3 separate regions of the Homo sapiens genome follow, and regions 1 and 2 are each linked to region 3. A link is a loop called in an ENCODE intact Hi-C map of the cell type or tissue named here. Cell type or tissue: heart right ventricle. All regions are shown on one strand. Each heading gives the region's core, and the rest is flanking DNA. Links, peaks and the distances in the headings are about the cores only.

Region 1 (8,561 bases), core at 1-8,000, 66 kb before region 3:
AACATAGCGAGACCCTGTCTCTACAAAAGAAATTTTGAAATTAGCTGGCTATGATGGTGTGCACCTTGTAGTCCTAGCTACTTGGGAGGCTGAAGTGGGAGGATTGCTTGAGACTAACTAGGAGTTTGAAGCTACAGTGAGCTATGATTATGCCACTGCGCCGCAGCCTGGATAACAGAGAGAGAACCTGTCTCTCTAAAAAAATGGAGTTCTACTAGTAAGGAAGAAGAGAGAAATTATTATCAGGTATGCAACTACTACTCTCTGCTAGGTGAGGTGAAAGAAAGATTATTATAATAATTATAAAATTATAAGGATATATAAAAATATAATAATAAAATTATAAGGATATAATGCTGGATGCAGAAAAGAAAGAAAAGAAAAGAAAAGGGATGAAAGCAATTTTAGAGAACATGATAAAATGAAGAACAAAGGTGACCCAACATAAGAATAATTGATGTCCCTGAGGTAAAAGTCAACAAACAGAACAGGAAAAGTATTTTGAAATAAAAGAAAGTAAAATGTTACTAAAACATAAAACCTGAATCTGTAGTTTGATAGAATACATTCTATATAAGAAAACAAAGACATAGGTCAAGATACAATGTGGTGAAGTTATTGAACTACAAAAATTAAAAAAATTGCCAGGTGTGGTGTTGCTTGCCTGCAGTCCTAGCTACTCAGGAGACTGAGGCAGGAGGATCACTTGGGACCAGGAGGTTAAGGCTGCAGTGAGCTATGATCATGCCACTGCACCTGAGTAACCAGGTGAGACCTTGTCTCTGAAAAAAAAGAAAAATTCTAAGAAAAAATTTAAAAAGAATTCAGGAATTCAAGCAAAACAAGTCATTTATAAGAGAAAAAGTCAGGATGGCCTCAGACTTTGACATGAAAAACATCAATGACAGAAATGAATGGAGCACTATCCATCAAATGCTGAAAAAAAGAGGGATCCAAGAATATTATATGCCTGCAAGATATTATTCAGTCATAAAGTCAAGCAGCAGGCATTTTCAAAAACTAGAGAACTCATAAAATACAGCAATATTATTAATTGGATTATGTCTCCCCAAAATTTGTATGTTGAACTCCTAACCCGAAATGTGACTATATTTGGAGGTAGGGCCTTTATGGAGGTAATTAAGGTTAAATGAGGTCAAAAGGAGAGATTAATACAATAGAATAAATGTTCTTATAAGAAAAGGAAGAGACACCAGAACGTGTTCTCTCCACAGAGGCATAGAGGAAAGGCCATATGAGGACATAACAGGAAGGTGGCCATCTTCAAGCCGGAAGGAGAGCCCTCTCCAGAAACCCAACTCTATGGCATGTTGGTCTCGAGTTCTGGCCTCCAAAACAGAAAAGTAATTTTGTTAAACCACCCAATCTTTTTTTGTTTTTGTTTCTTAGATGGAGTCTCGCACTGTCACTGCAATGGCGCGACCTCGGCTCACTGCAACCTCTGCCTCCTGCATTCAAGCGATTCTCCCACGTTCAAGCAACTCTCCTGCCTCAGCCTCCCGAGTAGCTGGAATTAGAGGCACCCGCCATCAAGCCCAGGCAATTTTTGTATTTTTTGTAGAGAAAGGGTTTCACCATGTTGGTCAGCCTGGTCTTGAACTCCTAACCTCAGGTGATCCGCCCACCTATGGCTTCCCAGAGTGCTGGGATTACTGGTGTGAGCCACCGCGCCTGATGGCATTTTTAAAATAGCAGCTACAGCACACTAATAGAAGCACCTATGAGCTCTCTGTGAAAAGTTTAATTGATTATAAAACTCAGCCAGCCAAGAAATGAATCAAGATTTTAAAACTCATTTGTGGCAACATGGATGGAACTGGAGATTATTATAAGTGAAATAAGCCAGACACAGAAAGACAAATATTGCATGTTCTCACTCATATATGGGAGCTAAAAAAAGTTGATCTCATAAAAAAAAGTTGATCTCATAAAAAAAGTTGATCTCATATGATAGATGCTAGAGGCTGGGAAAAGTGGGTGGGTGGGAAGGGGAATGAAGAGAGGTGGGTTAATGGTTACAAACACACCAATAAAAAGTTTAAGTTCCATTGTCAACAGTAGAGTAGAGTGACTACAGTTAACAACAATATATTCTGTATTTCAAAGTAGCTGGAAGAGAGGACTTGAATTGTTCCCAACACATAGAAATGATAAATACTCAAAGTGATAGACATGTCAAATAAATACCCTGACTTGATCATTACACATTCTATATATATAACAAAATATCACATATTATCTTATTACCCTATAAATATGCAAAATATTATGTAGCAACTTTTAAACTTTTTTTTAAAGATTGGAAAACTCAGTATTGGAAAAGACATAGTTGAAGGGCAAGTAGTAAACAATGAATCTATGTAAATGTAAAATGAAGGATCAAAAGCTGGGGTAGTAAAAAAATATATAAACAAATACAATCAGGGAAAAGGGGTAGGACTTAGCAATGACAGCTGGCATTTATTTGGTGTTCATTACATTGTCGGTACTGTTGTGTTACAAGAAAAACCTGGGGTGGGAGGGGTGGGGTGGGGTGGGGTGGGGTGGTGGGAAATAGTTGAGAGACCAAAGAATGACTTGGACAAGTCCGGCTTGGTAAGCAGATGAGTTAATCAGGACTTACACACAGGGCATTCCTGGGCAGCAGCAGGACAACTACAAGATCTACCCCACTGCTCTTCTCTAAACTGCTTTTAAGTTAATTTTCTGGCTCTTTGTCCACTATTATGTTTCCAGCTATGCTCCAGGATGTTTGGGTTCTCAAGGACACCTGCCCTTCTGCTGAGCACCAAGACCTTGGCTCATTGCCTAGCCTTCAGGATTCAAGCAGTAGACATAAACCTTTAACTAACCTGGTGGGGTCCTGCCACACTACATTTCCATATAGTAACTCATTCAATTTCACAACAACTCTTTGGGGGTAGTTACTGTTTTATCCTCATTTTACAGAAGAGAAAATAGAGACATAAAAATAGGTAATTTGCTTGTAATAAATAGGTAGTACATTGCTTATGATAAATAGGTAGTACATTGAAGAGCAAAGCCTTAAATGAAGGTGTTAGAATCTACAGTCTTAGCAACTATACCAAGATGCTTTCCACTAGGGGGACCAACTGTACTGGTTTTAGTGCAAAAATTCCCAAATCCCAAGGTACTCCTCACTCCTAGGCAAACTGGGATTGTTGGTCACCCTACCTCCCAGTATTAATCCTATTATCTTTCATAGCAGCAAAGCATTCAATGCTAAAATTAAAATGTAATTTTAAAAAACAGTAATGAACATAATGACTCCAAATCCTTAATAGTTTTTATAATCTTTTGTGTTAACCTTAGGAGATCTAAGACACAATCTCTCTTAATGGTAAAGAAGCATTTACCCAAAGTAGACAAATTTTTTCATTTTTAAATTCTGTGTTTCAGAGGATTTATTTATTTATTTATTTATTAGTTTTTTCAAAATTATTGTCTTTTGTGATGAAAAGTGCTTCCCATGCATTGGAAGGGGAAGTTTTAGAAGCCAAAGCTCCCCAAATAGATTGTAGGCTCCGGTTAGAAGGACGTAGCTATCTGAGGAGAAGCAGCAGCAACAGTTTAGAGTGAGCTCACTGGCCTGGGGATGGGCCAGAACCAAGAGCTCACAGATCAGGAGGCACTGAGGACAGGAAAGATGAGTCAGAAGCTTGGCTGGGTGAGATTTCAGATTTGCCAACAGAGCAAGTCCCTCATCTCAACTATTGACCTCTGGAGGAAAGTAGTTGCCCCCTTTGTGTGTCTGGGGAAAAACAATTTATTCAAGAGTCACAAAGTAAGGAAGTGGCCAATACTGTGCTTGGACAGAGAAAAAGTCCTACTAATTGTGACCAAGCTTAAAAAGTTGTAGATGTTAAAAAAAATTAAATCAAATAACATTTGCATGGTCTCTAGTAATGTACCTTGAATATAGGAGATCCTCAAAAAATGTTAGCTCCTTCTCCTTCAGTGGCATGGTAGGCCCCTTGGTGTTTGTAACAGTGCTTTGCAATTGGTAACGGCTCACTAAGAACATATTCCATGACTGTGAATGGGGCTGATGGTCATGACCAGATCATCCAGGAGATGACAATTGTACAAAACAATTTCCAGATTTATAGGACTGTCTTTCTCTATATCATAATCCCCTTTCAGCATCCCTTGAGTCCAATTTCTGTCTTCACCATCTTCTAGAGAACTGGGACCCTATTGTTTTATGGAATTTTCCAAACAGTAGTCCATGGGGCCTCTTCTTTTAATAGCATTTCAATGCTAGATTTCAGATTTGTTTCTCTTACACTGGACCCACACAGCACCTCTTTTTGCACACCAACTCTATCCCTAAGTGGACTGTTCCTCATCCTGCTCTGAGGGACCAGCCGTGTCACCCCATCACACACAGCTTGGACCTAGCAGAGGAATCCATCCTAACTATTGGACTGTGGGCTAGCAGCCCTCCAGAGCTGACAGAAAGCATTTTTTTAAAAACTAAAAATAACCAACTTGACCCAGCAATCCCATTACTGGGTATACACCCAAAGGAATATAAATCATTCTATTATAAAGATACATGCACATGTATGTTTATTGCAGCACTATTCACAATAGCAAAGGCAAAGACATGGAACCAACCCAAATGCCTATCAATGATAGACTGGATAAATAAAATGTGGTACATATACACCATAGAATACTATGGAGCCGTAAAAAGGAATGGGATCATATCCTTTGCAGAGACATGAAGCTGGAAGCCATCATCCTCAGCAAACTAACACAGGAACAGAAAACCAAATACTGCATGTTCTCACTCATAAGTGGGAGCTGAACAATGAGATCACATGGACACAGGGAGGGGAACAACACATACCAGGGCTTGTTGGTGGGGTGAGGGGAGGGAGAGCGTCAGAATGCATGTAGGGCTTAATACCTAGGTGACAGGTTGATAGGTGCAGCAAACCACCATAGTACATGCTCACCTATGTAACAAACCTGCATGTTCTGCCACATGTATCCCGGAACTTAAAGTAAAATAAAAATTTTTAAAAATAACAAACTTAACACTTCCCCATCTTCATATTCTTCTTCCTTCCTCCACTTAAAAATTAACTATTTAAAATTAACTATTTAAAAACCATGCTGCATTTTACTAGAAGTATTTAACATTTTGCCAACATTTTAAACTCTGATTATTATTCACACATTCCACAGCAAAGCTATACTATCTTTGTTAAATATAATGGTTATTTGTGTCCACTCATTTTCATGGCTTTTCTCCTAATTCAGACCATTAATACCCTTATGCGGATTCACTGATCTGCCTTGCTTCTGAAGGAGGATAGGAGCTCCAGCCCCTTCACCACATCCAATTCATCCAACTAGAATGCCCTAAGCATCTTCATGAAGCACAGATTTGATCATGTGACTCACCTCATTAAAAACCTCTGATGATTTTCCATTGTTGAAGAAGCTGCCTCTCAAGTCATACCTATCTTTGTAACACGTATGATCCCTAGTCGCCATAAACATTGGACTTCATTCTACACTCATCTGTAGGCCACCATTCAAAGTATTTCTGACATTTTGAGTATCTTCCAACCACAGAAGTTTTCCTAGACCCTTACCTCAATCTATCCCTCCTCCATACTCCAGTAGCACTTATTTTTTGTACCTGTTGTCACAATCTGTCTTGTGCTAAAATTATGTTTTTCACAAGAAAACATCAGCAAGTAAAAAATTATATATGTGTATACACACACACACACACACACACACTCACAGGTTCCTTCTATAAGACTGAAACCTAGGAGCCAGATTTGGTAAAAGAGCAGAGGAGGAGGCTTACAGAAAGCAGAATGAAGCAGAAATATGGCAGATCAAATGCCATGTAGTCAAAGAGAATAACAGAAGCAGAAGAAGAGGCTGTGTAGGTCAGGGGACAGGAAGGAAGAGAATGTTTGACAGCTCTCCAGTTCCCATGAGGCCTGCCTGTCTTCCTGCCATAGGTTCAATGAGACTTCTCTGTACCATTGCCCTTCACATAAGCAAACTGATGCTAGAACTGTCATTCCTTGCAACTAAGGAATCTCTTCTTAATACACCTAGCATTGTGCTTTGCTCATTAAATGTTTATTAAATTGAAGTGTTAAACAACATTACATTGAATAGAATTTCCTCAAGTTGAATTGGGACTGAGTAGCCTCTGCAATACAAGAAATGGGTGGACCATGCCTCCAGAATACAACACACCAATGTCTCATGCATGAGGGCTTCTGGTTGTTCCCACTGAACTTATCCTCCAGTACGGAGGAGAGGACTGAACTTTCCCCACTATTTCAAAATGTCTCATAAATTTTACATGAAAAAAATCAACAGTTACTTCTCCAGAGCAACATACATTTATTACCTATGCTATTAAAAATGAGTAATTCAATATTTTATATCTTATTCCAGATTTTCAGTAATTTTGAGGTTAACTTGATATTGATTGACAGAATGAACACCATTACTGGAAAGCTACATGTAAAATATTTAGAAGCACCATCCTATATACTGAATCCACTCGCAGGAGATTTCATTAAGATGTATAGAATTCTGTCTTTGCTGACCTTATTAAGACCAAAGTACAGCTCCAGTTATAACTGAACACAGCATACTGGATCAGAATTGACCTATAGGAAAATGTGGGCATTTTTTCGACACTTCCATTTTGAAATCCTTTCCTGAATTGGAATAAATAAATTTTATAGTAGTCAGTACTGAAACAAGAAATACTTTAATTTAGCTTGTATACAACATATAGGCTATGTTACTAGAAAAAAGTTTTAAGGACATACTGTACAAGTTGTACTTTATAATGATTATCTTCTTGTATGCGCAATTAAATGTACACACATGACCAGAAATTAAATAATATATTCCTATTCTTTGCTTTTGCAATTTTATTTTTCATATGCCCATTTGTGTGGCTAATTATGCAGAGCAGAGTGAGATGCAGAGTCTAGGTCATTTAAGACCAAAAAAATAGAAAATGTTCTCTTTTCTCCACTCAGTTTCATGTCTGGTGGGGAAAATTAGCCAAGAAATTTGATGCTAGTACAGATTGAAAGAGTTGATGTTATATAAGAAATTAAGAAATGTTATTCATTTTGTAACTGAGTGTGTGTGTTTGTGTGTGTGTGTGTATGTGTATAATCTCCTTATGGAATTCCCTTATGGAAGCAATCTGGGTAGACTGTATGTACTTTAAGATGAAAAATAAAAAATAAAGAGAGAATGTTCCAGCATTCTTCAGTCTTTCCAAACCCTTACTGGGTTTGTTAGTCTGAAAGGTTATAGTACTGACCTGGCCAGTTTTACACAACCAAAGCTGAGCTGACATTCAGTCCACTGATGCCCAGGAAGCTGGATATAAGAATGAGTGGAACATCCATGGTTGTGTAAGCTGGATAATGATATTTCCCTCATTTAGCTAACTCTCCCCTTACCCATTTGATCTGACTTTGTCAAAACTGGTCAGATGGATAAGGTCTGGGTTGCTGAAGCATGTAATACTTTTTACTTCTAGAGCTCATTAGGTGCTTTGGGCCAATATTGCAACTTGATTCATTATAAATTTGGTATAATTTAGGGAAAGGATCTGTATGGGATAAAAAGTAACCAAAATTATTCTGTCCTTTTTAGATACAGTATATGTTTCACCCTAAACATATTTTTTACTTTTTCCTCTTCTTTAATGAATATGATACAGTATTAAAAGATCAGTTAAGTAGTGGGCGCAGTGGCTCACGCCTGTAATTCTACCACTTTGGGAGGCCGAGGCAGGTGGATCACTTGAGGCCAGGAGTTGGAGACCAGCCTGGCCAACATGGTGAAACCCTGTCTCTACCATTTAAAAAAAAAAAATTAGCTTGGCGTGGTGGCACATGCCTGTAGTCCCAGCTCCTCTAGAGGCTGAGGCACGAGTATCACTTGAACCTGGGAGGAGGAGGTTGCAGTGAGCCAAGACTGGGCCACTGTACTCCAGCATGGACAACAGAGTGAGACTGTGTCTCAAAAACAAAAACAAAAACAAAAACAAAAACACAAAAGATCAGTTAAGTAAGTTCTGGGACATTATGCAATGAAATATTCATAGAATAATATACACTCATTTACATTATATGTCTAGAGGTCAAAAAGTGCTTTGATATAATATTAAATAAAAAAGAAATAAAATCCCACATTTATAATATGATTTTGATTATGTAATGAAAATGTACTCACAGAAAAAACACTGGAAGGAAATATATAAAAATACACCAATTGTGTTTAGGTGTCATTAACAAGTGATATTTTCCTTTTATTTTTAAACTTTGCACATTCTCCTTAATGAACACACATTATTTATTAATGGCAAAATAAGCTTAAACAGTGTAGTCACAAATGTACTCATTTTATGGTCAGGTGTGCAATGAAAAGAAGGCTTTAAAAATTTCTTTGTGATTGATTTGATCTTATTAATAAGCTCCTGACCCAATAGGTAAGAAGAAAAA
Region 2 (10,434 bases), core at 2,435-10,434, 77 kb before region 3:
AAGTTTTTGTCAATAATCCAGTTGAAAATAAGGTTAAAAATCTTTCTGAGGTTCTAGTTATGAATGAAAACTACTTAAAATTTTAATAAGTTCAAGGAGGGAGAAGTAAAAAAAATAATGTCTTAATAAGACATTATTAAGTAATCAGTATATAGAGGAAAGGTGTGTATGCATGGTATTTGGAAATGTTTGGAAAATACCAAGCAGATATATTACTTGGATTATGGTATATATTATTGTTTCCATTTTGTTCTTACATGGGAAAACCATTGACCAAAGATTAGCAGGGATAATAGAAATTCCAGTCAAATTATGCAGATCTGCAGAGCTCATGATCTTATGATGTAAGTAATTTGATAATTTACAAATATTAATTTGTACCCATTCTACCCGGAAAGTCTCCAGCAAATTTCAACTTTCTTTCTATCCGTACTTGACAGTGGCTTACACCTGAGCTTTATCATCTTTTGTTGGATTATTTTTTATTTTTGTAAACAAATTTTATTTTAGCGACCAGGTGTAGTGGCTCATACCTGTAATCCCAATGCTCTGGGAGGACTAGGAAGGAGGATCACTTGAGGCCAGGAGTTCAAAACCAGCCTGGGCAACATGAGACACCACCTCTAAAAAAAAATTTTAATTAGCTGGGCATGATAATTCACACCTGTAGTCCTAATCCTAGTCCTAGGTGGGAGGATTGCTCAAGCCCAGGAGTTTGGAGGCTGGAGTGAGCAGTTATTGCGCCACTGCACGCCAGCCTGGACCACAGAGCCAGACCCTGTCTCTAAAAACAAAATTTATTTCTCACAGTGGGAAAAAAAATAAAAATAAAATTTAAAAATAAAAAAATTAGTTTAATCAATGTAAGATGTGGATACCATTTAAAAAATCAAATAATATGTCATGTTGCTAATAAGCTGTATTGCCAAATACTATTTTTAACTAGACATTATCTGTCAATGGAGGATAAGATTATCACTCTCTTACATCTCCCTCCTGCATACTTTTTCTCACCCCTCCCTTTAATATAGTTATGATAGCACAATTTCTAATTAAATGAAAATTCGGTTACTACTATGATAGTGTAAATACTGTTCACTACAGGGCCAAGTACGTTTCTATGATTATGTTTCTTTTTTTGAATAGCCTTTTTTCTCCTGTAGTGAATAACTGTTTCGTTTTCCTTTTATTTTTTGTTTTTTATGAATCTATTGTTAATGTTTTCTAAATGCTCCATCATATGTGTCAAATACCTATTGCTATTATTTTCCAAATGGTCATACAAAGCAGATAATTTACCAATTCCATCTCCCTTCACCCCTCTCCTCATCCCCGAGGCCTACATATCCTTATTCTGATCTGGGCTGGCTGCTTTCCAGCCTGCTGCATAACTGTCACTCTGGGATCCCTTTGTCATCATCCTCAGACTTTCTAAAACCATGTTTTGTGTTAGATTACAGCAGCATCATAAAAAATAAATAGTTAGTCTTTGTCCCTGGTTCCTGGCACAGAACTTCTAAACCCCTTGTAATTTCCTGAGTGATAGGCATGTCTTTTTTTTTTTTTTTTTTAATTTTACTTCAAGTTCCGGGATACATGTGCAGAACATGCAGGTTTGTTACATAGGTATGCGTGTGCCATGATGGGTTGCTGCACCTATTGACCAGTCCTCTAAGTTCCTTCTCCTCGCCCCCCAGCCCCCAACAGGCCCTGGTGTGTGTTGTTCCCCTCCCTGTGTCCATGTATTCTCATTGTTCAACTCCCACTTATGAGTGAGAACATGTGGTGTTTGGTTTTCTGTTCCTGTGTTAGTTCGCTGAGGATGATGGCTTCCAGCTTCATCCATGTTCCTGCAAAGGACATGATCTCATTTCTTTTTATGGCCGACTAGTATTCCATGGTGTACATGTACCACATTTTCTTTATCCAGTCTGTCATTGATGGACATTTGGGTTGGTTCCATGACTTTGCTATTGTAAATAGTGCTGCAATAAACATATGTGTGCATATGTCTTTATAGGTGGAAATATTCCCTTTGAAAACCAGTACAAGAAAAAGATGCCCACCACTCTCACTACTCCTATTCAACATAGTATTGGAAGTTCTGGCCAGCACAATCAGACAAGAGAAAGAAGTAAAGTGTATTCAAATAGGAAGAGAGGAAGTCAAATTGTCTGTTTGCAGAGGACATATTCTATATTTAGAAAACCCCATCATCTCAGCCTAAAATCTTTTAAAGCCAATGAGCAGCTTCAGCAAAGTCTCAGGATACAAAATCAGTGGGCATGTCTTTTCTTATTATTCATAGCAAGCTTTCCATTTTTTAATTTTTGTTTGTATTTATTTTTATTTTTTATTTATTTTTTTGAGATGGAGTCTCACTCTGTCACCCAGGCTGGAGTGCAATGGCGTGATCTCAGCTCACTGCAACCTCCACCTCCCGGGTTCAAGAGATTCTCCTGCCTCAGCTTCCCGAGTAGCTGGGATTACAGGCACCTGCCACCACGCTTGGCTAATTTTTTTGTATTTTCAGTAGAGACAGGGTTTCACCATGTTAGCCGGGATGGTCTCAATCTCCTGATCTTGTGATCCTCCCACCTCGGCCTCCCAAAGTGCTGGGATTACAGGCGTGAGCCACCATGCTTGGCTTTTTTTTTTTTTTAATTTTAAGAGATGGGATTTCACTGTATCGCCCAGGCTGGAGAGTGCAGTGGCATAAATCATAGCTCACTACAGTCTTAAACTGCTGGGTTCAAGCCATCCTCCTACCTCAGCTTCCTGAGTAGATGAAACTGCAAGCACATACCATCATGCTCAGCTACTTAAAAAAAAAATTTTGTTGCAGACAGGGTTGTGCTCTGTTGCCCAGGTTGGTCTCAAACTCCTGGCCTCAATCAATCCTCCCAAAGTGCTGAGATTACAGGCATGAAAGACCCTTTTGATCACACCTGAATTTACGCTAATCAGATGACTAAGGGTAGGACCCCTAGATAGCTTCAGGATGGAACTGATCACCAGAAAGATCAAGTGATTAGAAGGTTGGAATTTTCAGCCCCACTCACTGACCTCTGGGGTGTGGGGGTGGGGTGGAGATTGAGCTTTATAAAAACTCTTGAACAACAAGATTCCATGAGTTTCCAGATTGGTGAACATATTGATGTGCTGGGAGAGTGGGCACCTGGAGAGGGCATGGAGGCTTTATACCACCCCTACAGCTAGCCCTGTACACCTCTTCTATTTGGCTGTTTCTGAGTGGCAGTCTTGTGGGACCGGGCCCTTAACCTGTGGGCTCTGATACTAACTCCAGGACTTAGTGTCAGAATTGAATTAAATTTGGGGACACTTAATTGGTGTTGAAGAATTGAATAGAGAATTGTTATAGGAAACCCACATACCTTTGGTGGCAGAATTACCCATTTCTTATATTCCAGGTTTTTCCCTTTTTTTTTTTTTTTGGTTTTTGGATTATCTGTTCACTTTTCTAGAGCATATCCTTCCTGAGAAAAGAATGGATGTGTACATTTTGAGTCCTTCTATGTCTGTATTCTGTCTTCAAATGTGACTGCAAATTTGACTGAATTGAGTAGAGTTGCCGCATATGGTTGTAAAGATTATGCACTGCAAAACCCTAGGGGGTCATTTTTATTCAAAGTGTTTTAAAAATGCGAACCAAAACCGAAAAGCTCTAGGGGATGTCATTCACTGCATGTTGGTTTGGATTGAATATTACTTTCCAGAATTTTGAAGGCATTTTCTCATTTCTTCTAGCTTGCAATGATAATGTTAAAAAGCCTGACGTCACTGTGATCGTCTTCTTTTCCTCTTCTTTCAATGTGTACTGTTTTCTTCATCTCCCTTCACCCACTTCCATGCCTCTCTCTCCTTTTTCTCCACAAACTTAAAAAAAGATTCTCTTTATCTCTAGCGTTCCAAGATTTCACAACAAGGTAACTTGGTGTGGGCATTTTCTCAACTTTTCGCATGGACTCTGTTGGTACTTTCAATCTGAAGACTAATATTCTTCCATTCTGGGAGATTTTCTTCAATTAATTTTTGGTAGTTTCCTCCCCTCAGTTCTCTCTGTGGCCTTCTCTAAATCTTCTATTAGTTACAAAGTGAGCCTCTTAGACTTAATCTCCTCTTCTTTTTGTTAATAGTTTCTCCTGTCTTTTATCTCTTTATGTTTTTTATTTCCTAAACTTCCTCAACTTCCAACTCTATTTAAATTTTTAATTTCAGTAACATTTAACATATTTAAATGACTAGAAAAAATTTTAAAAATGTTTTGAATTAACTAATTTATTTACAGAAACATCAATTCTTTTTTAATTTTTATTTTAAATTGTAAATTGACAAATTATAATTGTATATATTTATGGGGTACAGGATGTTATGATTTATGAATACAATGTGGAATAATGGAATCCAGCTAATTGTCATATCCATCACCTCAAATACTTATTTTTGTGGTGAGAACATTTGGAATTTACTCCCTTAGCAATTTCTTCTTTAGTTTTATTTTGTTTTTAATTGACATAACAATCATATGTACTTAAGGAGTATACTGTTTCAATGCATGTATACATTGTGTAATGATCAAATCAGGGTAATTAGCAAATTCCTCACCTCAAACATTATCATTTCATTGTGGTGAAAACATTAAAAATCCTCTCTTCTAGCTATTTTGAAATATACATTATCACTAACTATAGTCGTCCTACTGTGCAATAGAACAACAGAACTTGTTCCTCCTATCTAAGTGTAGCTTACTTTGTACCTGTTGACCAACCGTTTATCTCTATCTCCCCTGCCGCTCTGCTTTCTCCAACCTCTGGCAACCAGTATTCTACTCCCTACTTCTATGACATCAATTTTTTAAAATTCCTCATATGAATGAGATAATGTGGTATTTGTCCTATGCTCGGTTTATTTCACTTAACATAGTGTCTCTAGGTTTATTCATGTTGTTGCAAATGACAAGATTTCATTATTTTTTATGGCTGAATATTATTCCATTGTGCATATATATATATGTATGTATGTATATATATATGTATGTATCACATTTTAAAAAATCCATTCATCCATTGATGACACCTAGGTTGATTTCATATTTTGGCTACTGTGAAAAGTGCAGCAATAAGCATGGGAGTGCAGACATCTCTTCCACATATTGATTTCAAATATTTTGGATAAATATCTAGAAATGGAATTGCTGGATCAAGAAATTTCTTTATTTCTTTCCCATAGTTATCCTGTTTTTGCTTAATGGCTACAATATACTTATATATTTTAATTCTCTGAGGATATTTAGTATAGCATTTTTTTAAAGTTGTCTTTGCTTCCTCTGGGTTCCTATTTTCTGTTTGTTTATTTTGATCTCTCATATGTTAAATGATTCCTAAAGAATATGTTGATCTTTGGCCATCTTTCCATGTTAAAGGCTCTAAAATTTTATAAGTTCTGGCCTGTGGACAGGACTTGCCAAATAGTGGATGATCTGGTAATATATCAGCCTTTTAAGTCAGTCTATGGAGGTATTTTCTCTAAAACCTTTCAGTATTATTTTTTGTTTTTCAACTTTTTACCTAGGAAGAACATACCAAACTACTGGTGCTCTGGAAGGGATAGAGAAAGGAATCTGGGGGTCCCAAAGTCCAGTATTAGTCCAGTATTTAGAATTTCATTAATCCCCCTGCGTGCAACCCTTTATTTCACCTTCACTCTCTATCACTTACAGTGTGTTTAAGACCTACTCCTCTGGTTCAGTCTCTCCAGAAATAAGCCACGATTGCCTGACTAGGGATAGTCACCGATGCACAGGAGAGGAAACAGGGGTCTAACCTCTTTGTATACTAGCAGATCCCTCTGGTTTCAGTGCCATGTTTTAATCCATGGTGTCATTCATACTTGAGCCCTTCAGGTATTCTGTAGCAAAAACAGGTTCATTTCTTGAATTTCAGCTAGTCTATAGCTGAGATCACTTTGCTTAAATGAATGACTTATTTTACAATGACCTGTGATCTGATTTTGTAATATCACACGTTTTAAACCTTTGATATTTGACAAACCTTCCAAAATCAAATTATAAATCATGTCTTTTTCTGACCTAATTAATCCTTTAAGATATTAGTAACAGGTTCCCTAAAGTCCAAAAATGACATATTTGCCTTATTTGGTATAAAAATTATACAGGAAGCATTGTCAAATATGAAATGGTGTTTGGTTTTCTTTGGGCTGTATTTGTATAAATATGTTATTGGTATGTGTTCCAAAATTATGGGAAACTCCTATAATTCTGATATGACTTAATATATGTTATCAGTAATAATTATAATTGTTATGTTACATTATTGTATGCCACAGAGGTAACAAATTTCCTTGTCAAAGTGCCTTTGACTATAGCTGCCCTAAAACTTTTTGCCATCCATGGACAATTGTTATCTTGGTTTGATCGGTTTTATAATCAGCTATAAAATGCTAACAGGTGCTTTTTAATGCAGGTTTCTGATAACTTTGGAGATTGTGACATCAGGATAAAAGAAAACTTTCAGGACTCATGGAGAGCTGAAATGTTCATGAATGTCAAATAGAACAGGAATTAACTGCATGGACTAAACTAACAGAAGTCCAAAGTAATCTTTTTAACTTTTTACTTAAAACATTGGTGATACTTTGTTTTGTTTTTCAGAGCCGAGAAAACTTTTATTTTAACCTATTTACAGCTTTTAATGAATGAGTATACTCCTATGAACAACATTTGGATCATATTTGTTTCTCTCTGATTTCCACAGAATTTGGAAACTATTTGTGAGTATTTTTAACTTATGACAATACAGTTATTTGCATAAGTGCAATAAGAATCTGTTTTCATTTGTAACAGGACCCAGTTGGAGAAACTGGTTATTTTACCAAGGCTTTGACTAGAATGGTGTGCTTTCCTTTAAGGAATCAAACTGACTTATGGAGCCAATCAAAGCCCCTTGGAAAAACTGGCCTCATACCTTTGTCTACAGAGTTCCTGACCTGTGGTAAGTAAAGAATGTCACTTTCTGACAGGCCTAAGTTTATCTTGGAAGCTCAAGAGGAGAGGGATTTGGCCAACTCATAGGCCTTTGATGGCACAAATCCATGGCTGGGCTCGGCTTTAAAAAAGTCTTATCTGAGATTCCTTCTATGGAACAAAGTTCCATCAAAGCCAATTTAAAAGCCTGTGTTAAAAAGTATTATTCCTCCTGCAAATAGTCAGGCCAGGTATAATAAAGCAAACCAGTGCTATCATGATTTGTCTTTAGTAAAAATGGAAACTAGAGAGAGAAAATTTATGGCTCAAAAAGTATAGTACACCTGTTGTTAAATTCTAGTCTTCCCTAGTGTTTTTCCATTTTTATTAATTTCTACAGTTTGGATGGAATTCTAATTTTTCTTGGCTATAAGTCTTCAAAATAATGTTTTCAATTTTTTTCTTCGTTTCCCTATTTTTCCTAATTTGGAGTCACCAGAAACTAAGCTGTGCTTTCATAAAGCCCTGCAAACTAAAGCTAGACAACTTAAACTTCAGAATAACAGCAACCTGTTTACATACATAAGGCACTTTCATACCTGCCTACTGATGTATGAATTTCAGAGTAATGTGGTCTGTATCAGTTTTCCAGGATTCTTCTTTTGTTTGTTGTTGTTTTTCTCCTTTTCTCCCCCTACTTTCTCTTCATAGGACTTGAGACTTCACAACCTTCTAAAAATGAGCTTTCCTAATAACTTGAGACCTATGCATCTAGGAATAAACCATCCTAACCATGAGAGATCAGACAAAACCTGAGATCAGAGAGACTCATTTTCTTCTAAAATGCTTTCTCCAAAAGATTTTTAAAAATAAAATGGGGAAATTGTGAAAGGAAAATACCTTGGATCCCCAAAATCACTTAGCTAAAGGGAAAAGTCAAGCTGGGAACTGCTTAGGGAAAACCTGATTCCCATTCTAGTCAAAGTCACTCCTCTGCTCACTGAGATAAATGCATATCTAATTGCCTTCTTTGGAGAGACTAGGAACTCAAAAGAATGCAACCATTTGTCTCTTATCTACCTATTACCTGGAAGCCCCCTCCCCACTTTGAGTCTTCCCACCTTTGCTTTGAGTTGTCCCACCTTTCTAGACTGAGACATTGCTCATCTTGCATATGTTCATTGATGTCTCATGTCTCCCTACAAGTATAAAACCAAACCGTGTTCTGACCCCCTTGGGCACATGTCATCAGGACCTCCTGAGGCTGTGTCATGGGCATGCGTCCTCAAATAAACTTTCTAAATTGAGACCTGTCTCCGATTTTCAGGGTTCACAAAGGCAAGTAATGGGGACTCATAATATCAATTTTTGTCTGACATATTTTACAATAAAATTTATTAAAATATACAGCAGGGATAAATACCAGATTGCAAGTTAAAACTTTGGTTCCTAGTCCAACTCAGCAGACAAGTACCTCTTGCCCCAAACAGACTATCAATTTGCCTAATGTTGCAAACTCTTTAGATAATCTACTTGCTTTCTGACTCTCTGCTTTCTTTCTGGCAGAGGCTCTTCCCCATTACAGAGATGGAAAATGGCAAATTATCACCTTCCTAGCTCAATTGCACTTACAGCATAGCCATATAACCCAGTTCTGGTCCTATTCCTCTGAAAAGTGTTGATCTTTCTTGTTGTTTTAGAAGGCAGTTTACTTGGATGGAAGAAAACTTCCAATTTTGTCTCCTCTGCAGCAGGTGGACACCTGAAATCATTACTTAGTGATTTTAGCCTTACCTTGGCTGCTTAGAGCCTTTCCTTATATATATTTATGGCTTAGGATTCATCTAGCAATTTGGGCAGAGTTTATATAGAGGATTTGGACCTCCCCCTCTCTAGCTCTCTCATTTCCAGAATTTCCATCTTTACTTTCCAGCTGTTTTAGCCACTCCCAACTCCATCCTGTTTTTTTTTTTTTTTTTTTTTTTTTGAGACAGAGTTTTGCTCTGTCACCTAGGCTGGAGCGCAGTGGCACAATCTTGGCTCACTGTAGACTCTGCCTCCCAGGTTCCAGTGATTCTCCTGCCTCAGCCTCTTAGGTAGCTGGGATTACAAGCACACACCACAATGTACAGCTATTTTTTTTTTTTTTTGTATTTTTAGTAGAGATGGGGTTTCACCATGTTGGCCAGGCTGGTCTTGAACTCCTGACCTCAGGTGATCCTCACACCTTGGCCTCCCAAAGTGCTAGGATTACAGGCATGAGCCATGGTGCCTGGCCCATCCTCTGGTTCTTAAAGCCAGTAAAAGTGTGGGTTTCTGTGCACAGGGTTCTTGGCTACCCTTCCTGGGCCTTGTCCTCAAGCTACAAGGCTTTAAAAATGGGAAACTTCTTCAGTGAAATGTTCTTCTCCCAATTGTAGACCCAGATTCTTCCTGCTTCTAGTCTCCAGTGCTTTCAGGTAATTGTTCACTTTTGCCCAGAGTTTATAGTTGACATACGCAAAAGGATTGGATTAATAGAAGGTACTTCACAATTACCTCACAACTCTCAGAAGACAAAAGGAATATGACAATGGACTCATCATTTTCAGGTATTCAACCTTACTGAATACATAATATGCAGAGGGTCAAAATCTGTACAGAAATTGCTGAATATTGCTTTTTTTATAAAATATCCCAATTACTTTCTTTGAAGAATGGCTAATATTAATTAATGTGTTAATTTTTATTAATAGGCTAATGAAAAATATTCATTATTTTAATATACCTAAAAGAGACAAAAAACATTAATTTTTATTATACTGTAAAAAATGAAATATTATTAATGTTCCATTGTCTTCACTTGGATTGACTTAACTAATTTAGGGTCTTGCTCAACATTTATCACCAATAGCAGTCCCAGAAAATATGGTCACTTAATAAGTTTTTAAATTAAATCTTATACAATGACTAATGTATACAATTAATGCAATCATCCTCTTTGCTATTTTAATTGCAAAAGTATATTTTATGAGTCAAAATTTAGGATGAAATAAATCTTACCCAACAGATTTTATCAGAAAAACAAGGTACCCTATTTCAGGCTTTTCAATCGCCAGAAATTAATGGGATCCAAAATAGTAGCTATAAGAACAATATATATGGTAGAATAACAGAAAGTGAATTGACCTGGAAGAGGCTAAAAATGTCTTCTCTCATTTTCCAACATTCAAAAAATATCTCCTGCTATGTAATTCTGTATTTATGATATTCCTGAGATTGTGGTTAAAAGACAATAGACACATTTCACATGAGCAGTCATGCTGAATAAAGTAATAAACATTGTGAAAGCAAAAGGAGTAAAGGTTAGAAGTAGAGCACATTTATTTTAGACCCTCCAATTGCAGACCTAGCTGACGTGATGGGACAGATCCCCAGCTTTGCTGACCCTT
Region 3 (8,000 bases), core at 1-8,000:
TGGCTGCAGGCATCTCAGAGAGGAGAGGGAGAAAGAGAGAGAATCCACAGGGACTTGGTGACTGACTGGACATGTGGAATAGAAAGAAGGATGAAGTGAGATTTGAACTTGGATGAGTGATAAATGGAGCTGCTTTATACAAATCAGGAATCCAGGAGAATAAGCACATTTTATGGGAAGGTACTGAGGTTGGCCTAGACATGTTAAGTTTGAGGTATCTCTGAGACATTTGTTCGCCAGTTTCCCTACCTGCCAAATGATAGTAATGACAGTATCCACCTCCACAGTATTGGTGTATTAATAATCAACTGATAAAGTGTATGTGAATATACTGTATTAATGTTTAAGTGTCACATACGTGTTACTAGCATGACTCTCGCATGTATTTGTAATCTGAAGGACAGAGGCAGAAGGCTGAAGATATTGTCTACATTTGCACAAAGGCAGTGTCATATATCAAATTCAGTAAGACAGGAAGTGCTGGAGGAAAATGCTGAAGAGAATGAAAGATGTGGATAGTCAAGTAAGAAATATAACAAATCATCAATTAGAAATACACCCCAGCTGCTTCTAAGCATAATAAATTGTCAAAGCTTTCCATCAAGTGGAAGAAGACAGTCACAGTCAGATTTTGGAGAAGGCACATATTGAAAAATTCAACTGAACAATTAGTAGAAGCATTTCCTGTAGATTAGAAACCCTGCCCAGAACCACATCTGCCTTGAAACATATATAGCACATATTACGAAAGAACTGTTGTTACATTTCAATTTTCATCTGCAGACAAATTTAAGGTTAAAATGTAATATAGCCTTAAAGGTGACTGCTAGTTCAAACTTATCATTAGGCATATGGCTTCCTAACTCTTGATTATATGTTCGGAAAATTGCTAGGAAGGTTTCCATCTTATTGGTCAGATGGTATGTGAGTGTGACATATAACTCTTTGATGTGTGCTTTTCTTCTGGAATTTGTAGATAGTGCAGGATACTTAAATTTATTTTGCTTTTGTGAAGTAAGCAAATAACCTGACTTTAAACCTCAGTAAGGCTATTCAGCTAAATTCCATATATATCTATTGAAGATATATTACAGCAAGGCAGTGCGGTAGGGCCTGTCTCTTCCCTCAGGTTGCTGATAATCTCATGGCAGAGACATCTGTAAACAAGTTCTGAGGCAAGTGAGTGCTCACAGAATTATAAACAGGTTTGGGTAGTTTGGGGAGAGAAGTGAGTAAGAACAATAGCTGCCATCAGATATCATAAATTTGAAGTTTGATGATTTACTTTCAAGAATAAGGTTCCTGCCACTTAGTTTAGCTAGTTCTGGCCACATTATCTGCAGCTCCTTCCATCAAGAGGCAGAGACTATTTGCCTGCCCCTTGGATTTGGAGAGGCCTCACAATTTGCTTTGATTTGTAGAATTTGGCATATATGATCTTGTGTGACTCCCAAGTCTAGGCCTTAAGAAATTTTACAGCTTCTGCCTGCTCTCTTCTGGATGTTGCCCACAGACCAAAAACATAGCCTACTGCAGGATAAGAGGCCACATGGAGCCAACAGCAGACACATGAGTGAGGCCACCTTGGACTTTCAGCTTAGCTGATTCTCCAGTTCAGGGATCAGCAAACTACAGCCTGTAGGCCATAGCCTGCTTCTGTATGGCCCTTGAGCTATGAATAGCTTTGGGTTTTTAATAGTTTATAAAAATTAAATAAAAAAGAATATGTGACAGAGACAAAGTCTAAAATATTTACTATCTGATCCTGTTTTACAGAAAACTTGGCCAACCCCTGCTACAGCTGAATGTATCTATACGAGTGAGCCAAATCAAAACCAGAGAGGAACCACATAACCAACCTTCAGAATTATGAGAAATATTAAATTGACATTTTTGCAAGCAACTATATTTTGGGAGAGTTCGATCTGCAGCAATAGATGACTCAATCACAAGCTGATAAATGCTACACAAAGAAAAAGGAGACTGCTTCAAAGGAAATAATCTCATAAAGGTTTTGGGCCTTTTTGTCTCACTTACTTCATTTAGGAGAATTTCTTACCCCAATCTGTTGTCCATGGCTCTGCTTTGCATTCCAGGGAAGTTTTGGCAGCTATGAGCACATATACCTGCTGGTTACTCAAAGGACATTCAAAACATTTTAAAAATGAGTATTGAAATACAACTTTTCTAAAATTTTAAGAAACGGAATTTGTAAAATATAGTATTAATGCCCTAAAGCATTCTTCCAAATAAGAGGTCTATTTTTTCAGCATATTAATCTATCTGCAGTGAAACCTGTCTGGTTTTGTTATTAATGGACCTCCTTGACTTAGTGAGGTGAACTGTCAGCCCAGGTAGGGTGAAGAATGGCTGTGATAAAGGCGTGCAGCAGGGCAGCAATCACTTTACCCTCTGCAAAGGACACAGCTACCTGCCAAGGCTGGAACCAGGAAAACAATCTCAACCATAATTTAGATCTGATTATTATAATTTAGATCTGATTATTTATGCAGTGTCAACTAAGTCCTTGACTTACACTGCTACTATCTAAACTTACTTTTGTTGTATATCCATTTTGATCTCTATATTCACCCCTATTATTTTCAGAGAACCTTCAAACTATCCTAAGTAATTTTGCAGAAAAAGGCTATAAGGAAGAAGCAGTCAGGCCAAAGAGTCAGTAAACAAAAAGAAATGGTGGGCCACGTTTAGTCTTGATGCAAATGTGTGGGTTACAATCAGGGGTGGTGCTCATGGCTGAGCTTGGTAGTGGTTAAATACATGATCCAGACCCACTTGATTTTGAGGAAAGGACCAGTACAATCAATACTGCACATCTTGGTAAAAGGAGTTTGAGGAGATGGATCTGGGAGTTTAGGTCAGCTATGCTCAGGTGTACAAAAGCAACTCCCTGGGACTCCCATCCATACACAGGCCATTGAAACCTGACGTGTCTCTCTTACCCCCATTCCATTCCCCATCGATTCCGGAAGAAGAACTGGCATTTCTTCTGAGACAGCAAAGAACTCCTCCTAAGATTTCCTCTTTCCTAATTAGTTCTGTATGAAGTTTAACAAGAAAATCCCTCCAGGGCCGCCTCGAGGCCATGCACTCACGCAGTTTGGAAAGACGACCAGGGAAAAAGGATCTCAAACAAAAATTCTAGCTCGACGTCTGCCACTAAGTTGTCTAATTTTGGCCAGCATCAACTAAAGGCATACATAACACGGCCGTGCTCGGAATGCAAGGTGACCGCGAGGACCCAGAGGGCGCGCCATGCGAGCTCACAGGGCTGGGGGCCGCCTGGGCCCGCGCGTGCAGCCAGGGGCTTCCGGCCGCGGCCCTGGCGCGTGGTCTGCGCGCGCCCGGCCGTGCGTGCGGATGCGGGGAGGCTGCGTGTGTGCGCAGGGAGAGAACGCCGGCCACCTTCCCGCTTCCGAGCTGGGTGCGCGCCGAGCACAGGAGGTGAGTGAGAAGGGCGGCCCTGCAGGGTCTCCGAGGCGGTTGAGTCCTGCCACTGGGTGGAGGGTATAGCCACCGGACCCGCCTTTCCCGGAACGCGCCGTCCTCGGAAACGCCTAGACCCCGGCAGCTAGGCCGGGAGGCACCGCCCACTCCTCTAGAGCGGAGCGTGGCCCAGGTTGAGCCGCCGCACCGTGGGTCTCGGGTCTCGGTGACGAGCAGCTGCCCGCCTCCGGTGAGCGCGGGAGAAGGGGCCCAGTGGGGCAGTGGGCGACGCGGAGGGCCCAGGCCCAGGCCGCGGCCGCGCCGCATCCGCTGGTTGTCCACCTTGCCTTGCCCCAGGGTGCAATACCTGCCTTGCGTCGCCCGTGCCGCTCCAGCCACCGTCAAATCCGGGTAGCGACCCGGGGCGTTTGCAGCGGTGCCGAGGAAGAGGACGGGAACGGTGTTACGGTATTGGTGGGCCCCTAACAGGCCTGCGGCGAACGCTTTCCCGGAGCGCTAGGGAAGGGCCCCGGCGCAGGGATGTCGGAGGGATTGGGAAGGAATGTGAAACTAAGTGGGGAATGTGGAGAACGGGCGGAGAGAGAAGGAAATCCCACGGGGCTAGGGCTACAGGATTCCTACAGGCAGTGTTAAGGAACATACAGGGCGTTTTAAAAAGATTCCTAGAGGTGCAACGGAGTCTCACTTTTCCAAGCAGTAAGGAATGATGCCATCCTCAAGTACGGGTAGTCTTTGAATTCAGTATCCGTTCGCCTTCTTAATGTTGGATTTAGGAGGGAGATTTGCAGGGCTTTCATGATTTTGTTTCCTCTGCGTTTTGCACAGATTGCCTGCGTTTAGGAGGTGGCTGCGTTGTGGGAAAAGCTATCAAGGAAGAAATTGCCAAACCATGTCTTTTTTTCTGTTTTCAGAGGTAAGGAAAATTTGGGTTTGCAGTGTTCAACTGGGAACAAGTTTTTTAGCTTCTCCCAGGAGGCTTAAGCAAAAGAAGGGCGCTGAATTTGTGCTCTTAGTATGCATGTGTCGATGCCTGATAAAAGCACAAATTACTGAACGCGTATCAGTCTGGAGAACAGAATCGTTTATTACTAACAGATAAGAGACTATGACTTTTTTCCCCTCATAGACTAAAATGTTCGTTCAAATGAATGGCCATTGGATAACTCCAGACCTGAAAATAAACACTGTTGTCAAAACAGCATCCAGGCCGGGCGCGGTGGCTCACGCCAGTAATTCCAGCACTTTGGGAGGCCGAGGCGGGCAGATCACCTCAGGTCGGGAGTTCGAGATCGGCTTGGCCAACGTGGTGAAACCCCGTCTCTACTAAATATACAAAATTAGCTGGGTGTGGTGGCACACACCTGAAATCCCAGTTCCTCGGGGGGCTGAGGCAGGAGAATTGCTCGAACCCGGGAGGCAGAGGTTGCAGTGAGCCGAGATTGTGCCATTGCACTCCAGCCTGGGCAACAGAGTGAGACTCCATCTCCAAAACAAACAAAAAACAAAAAAACAGTGTCCAAGTATAATTTCAGATTAGAGCATGAGGTGATTTGAAAGCGAGAAGAGAGGATCAAGGCTTTTCCAAAAATGAAAAAAGTGTTGATATGTAATAAATGGCTCCAAAAACAACTTGCTAAGTATACAACATTGATTTTAGATGTCATAATTCCTAATGTTATGACTCATATATATTTTTTTCTGTTCTTCTGTTCAGTAGTTCACAACAGATCTGAGTGTTTTAATTAAGCATGGAATACAGAAAACAACAAAAAACTTAAGCTTTAATTTCATCTGGAATTCCACAGGTAAGTTCATCTACTTTTAACTTATAAATTATCCTAATTGGTTAAAAATGCCCATAATAATGCCCTTTACAAGGTTTTAAGTATCGTTGATGCAGCCACGAAGTTTGTTGTATATTCTAGTACGATTCTTTCATCAGAGGATTTGAAGAAATTCAAGAGTGAAGCTCTACTAAGCCATTTTGGATAATATATTTTTTTCTTTTTTCTTGCTTGAAAAATAGAGACAAGGCCACTTTATGTTTCCCAGGCTGGACTGGAACCCCTGGGCTCAAATGATCCTCCTACCTAAGCCTGCAGAGTAGCGAGGACTTCAGGTGTGTGCCACCTCACCCGGCTCTAATAATATATATATTTTCTAAAAAATTGAATTATTAAAATACCATGGTTCTTCAGGAAAACCCAATAACTATAAAAAGTTAATTTGGTGGGTCATATTCAACTTCAAGTTCTGACTCAATTCCCTTTATGCCTAAGAAAATGCTCCATTGAGTACTTTTTCTCTTTCCCCTTTGGATGGATGATGTCTCTTCTTCTTGTGCCCAGCCTCCAGCTTTGTTCCATCCACCATTGGATGATGCAGGTAGAACCCTCTTTTGGGAAATGTCTTTGTCCCTTTCACAACTATATCATGTCCAGACCAAAGAAGCTTTTAACAGGATGGATCATGGTTGCTCGCTATGGGGTAAACTCCCACTGTGTGGTAGATAGCCACATGGATGGGGTCAAGCACGTGGGATCAAACAGGATACTCTTAATGACCTTGCACAACAGATACATTCAAAAGTTACAGTTCATTTAACAGCAGGCTGTTTGGCAAACATCTCTCTTGGGACTATGGACAATGCTTTTATACTAATAAAAAATTGTATATTATAAATACTGATTTGCTTTTGTTACCAGTCCTTTTGGCATATTGTGAATTAGAGGCTAGGGGAAGATGAGAGGATGAGCTAGAAATACGGCAGTTTGTAGGGGGCGCATCAGCATGGGGAAGGAAGATGAAGCCACAGAACATCTGTAGGGTAGGGCCCCAAGTGCTGGAAGGTTGGGAGATTTGGCTGGGGAGATAACCTGCACTCCTTGAATCTCTGAGACATTAAGGAACTAAAAGAAAGCTAGAGTAGGTTATCGGTTTCCCACCCCATGTATTTCTGACTCTGAACACAGGTAGGTAGGTAGGATCTCATTGTCTGTTGCTTCTCTTTCTGTGTCTGTTATCTGGAACTATATTTAGCTATTTTGTTTCCAGAGTTTGTTTTCAAGAATGGAGTTACCACTTTCTATGCAAAAGCAGAATGGAGTAGCTGAGACAGACCCTAGGGCCCTCAAAGAAGATATTTACTATCTGCCTTTTATGGGGAAAAAAGTTTGCCCGCTTCTGGGATAGAACATGGATTTCTGCTAAACTCAAGCTGTGCATTTTGAATAGTCTCATAAAAGTTAGAATACACAAGTCCTCCTGTTAAAACATTTCACAAGCCTGCAGCCACCTATTCCTGCAGCATGTCATAGGGCTCAAACCATATCTCATATCTGGAATTGTATTTGGCTGCTATTTTGGTTACAGACTTTGTCGTTGAGAATGGAGTTACGCACTTTCTAAGATAAAAAATTACCGTCCAGTTTTATCTCTTAGTATTAAATAGTTCCCTTCTCCATACTGATAACAGGCTCTAAATTTATGCCTCTATTGGGCACTAACACATTCTGAGAGTGCAAACTCAGTTCCCTGCTGTGGATTTTGGTCACTAGTTTAGAAACATTTGAGCTGGAAAGCCTCCCCCATGTTCTCTAGGTGGGCCTCACTCATGATGTTTGGTGTGAAATGTGTCGTTGTGAGTCTTCCACCACGCTCTGCATTGAGTGTCGGCAACTTGAGGACAGGGCTTGTCTGTCTGCTTCCCCACTGCTGCCCCAACCTCTAACACAGGTCCAGAACACTGAATGAAGGAATGAAATACCCTCAGATGACTAAAGCAAAGGTAATTGATGGCTTAACTAAGAAGAATAGTAAAGAGCTGTAATATTCTCAATTTAGGGTAGTAATGGGAAGAAATGTTAACTGCAGCAGCTCCCCGATACTCTTCCTCCAGTGGATAAAGCTCTTTGTAACAAAACAGACACAGAAAGCCCAGCTTTCAGGGCAGTCTTGCTGCTGTTCTGCCTGACTTTGTGATCTTTGCTCTGCTCCAGTTTTCTTAGCTCCCTGGACCCGGTTGACCTGTTGGCTCTTCCCGCTGGCTGCTCTATCACGTGGTGCTCTCCGACTACTCACCCCGAGTGTAAAGGTGTGTCTGCTTCTGCTGCATTCTTTGCTCCCTGCCCAGGAATCTCAGGAGGCTGTGAGATTAGATGTGAGGTTGGTCTCTCCTGGGGCACTGTGCCCTGGCAGAAGGAGCTTGGCATTTGGAGTTGAAGGGCTTGAGTTTGGATTCCATGTCTTCCTCTACCTGGGCTGCACTGTTCCCTGGAAAATGGGATTGATGTTAACACAGATTTTACAGTGTCATGAAATGTGCTTTGTAATTTGTAGTTAGAAGCACTATAAACTTGTATAGTGCCCAGAAGTTCACTATGCCTTTAAAAAAAAAAACAGCCCTGCTAAAAATCCTAACATGTATTGCAAATTATTAAGAGTGATTTTTATGTTCTTATTGGAATATGCAGATAGGGCAGAAGCAAAAAGAAAATTGCGGCTAAATTTTCCTTCTAAAGTCCTGCTGCTTT

What was found. A loop is a pair of places that touch in the nucleus more often than their neighbours do. Peaks named below come from ENCODE experiments on the same cell type or tissue, not always from the same donor. Only the 100,000 strongest peaks of a DNase experiment are listed, where the experiment ranks them.
Region 1: it touches region 3 in a loop (1.8-fold over the local background); 13 of 110 quality-filtered maps call a loop at or near these places.
Region 2: a loop joins it to region 3, with 2.6 times the contacts of the local background. A loop is called at or near these places in 13 of 110 quality-filtered maps.

What each region holds. Positions count from the first base shown.
Region 1 is chr3:161,166,418-161,174,978 of GRCh38, reverse strand. All of the region lies in intron 1 of LOC124906300 (a long non-coding RNA gene), which reads right to left. It overlaps LOC105374186 (a long non-coding RNA gene), which reads left to right. Exons shown (of 5, transcript XR_007096149.1): 5 at 1,411-1,491. Among named protein-coding and RNA genes, the nearest start is that of NMD3, 51 kb to the left of the region's middle. In heart right ventricle, for the core only: a CTCF peak has its summit at 3,110 (motif pointing right); a DNase peak (open chromatin) is centred at 3,658; H3K27ac peaks cover 1,669 bases.
Region 2 is chr3:161,178,183-161,188,616 of GRCh38, reverse strand. All of the region lies in intron 1 of LOC124906300 (a long non-coding RNA gene), which reads right to left. LOC105374186 (a long non-coding RNA gene) reads left to right here and starts at 2,649. Exons shown (of 5, transcript XR_007096149.1): 1 at 2,649-6,635; 2 at 6,726-6,810; 3 at 6,949-7,031; 4 at 9,485-9,594. In heart right ventricle, for the core only: no CTCF peak of the experiment used is centred there; a DNase peak (open chromatin) is centred at 7,121; H3K27ac peaks cover 617 bases.
Region 3 is chr3:161,100,700-161,108,699 of GRCh38, reverse strand. It overlaps B3GALNT1 (beta-1,3-N-acetylgalactosaminyltransferase 1 (Globoside blood group)), which reads left to right and starts at 3,351. Exons shown (of 5, transcript NM_003781.4): 1 at 3,351-3,465; 2 at 4,294-4,381; 3 at 5,183-5,273; 4 at 7,467-7,561. LOC124909453 (a long non-coding RNA gene) reads right to left here and starts at 4,019. Exons shown (of 2, transcript XR_007096147.1): 1 at 3,815-4,019; 2 at 1-2,129. RefSeq lists silencers at 3,447-3,536, 3,547-3,796. In heart right ventricle, for the core only: a CTCF peak has its summit at 3,501; DNase peaks (open chromatin) are centred at 3,649 and 3,909; H3K4me3 peaks cover 3,146 bases; H3K27ac peaks cover 5,301 bases.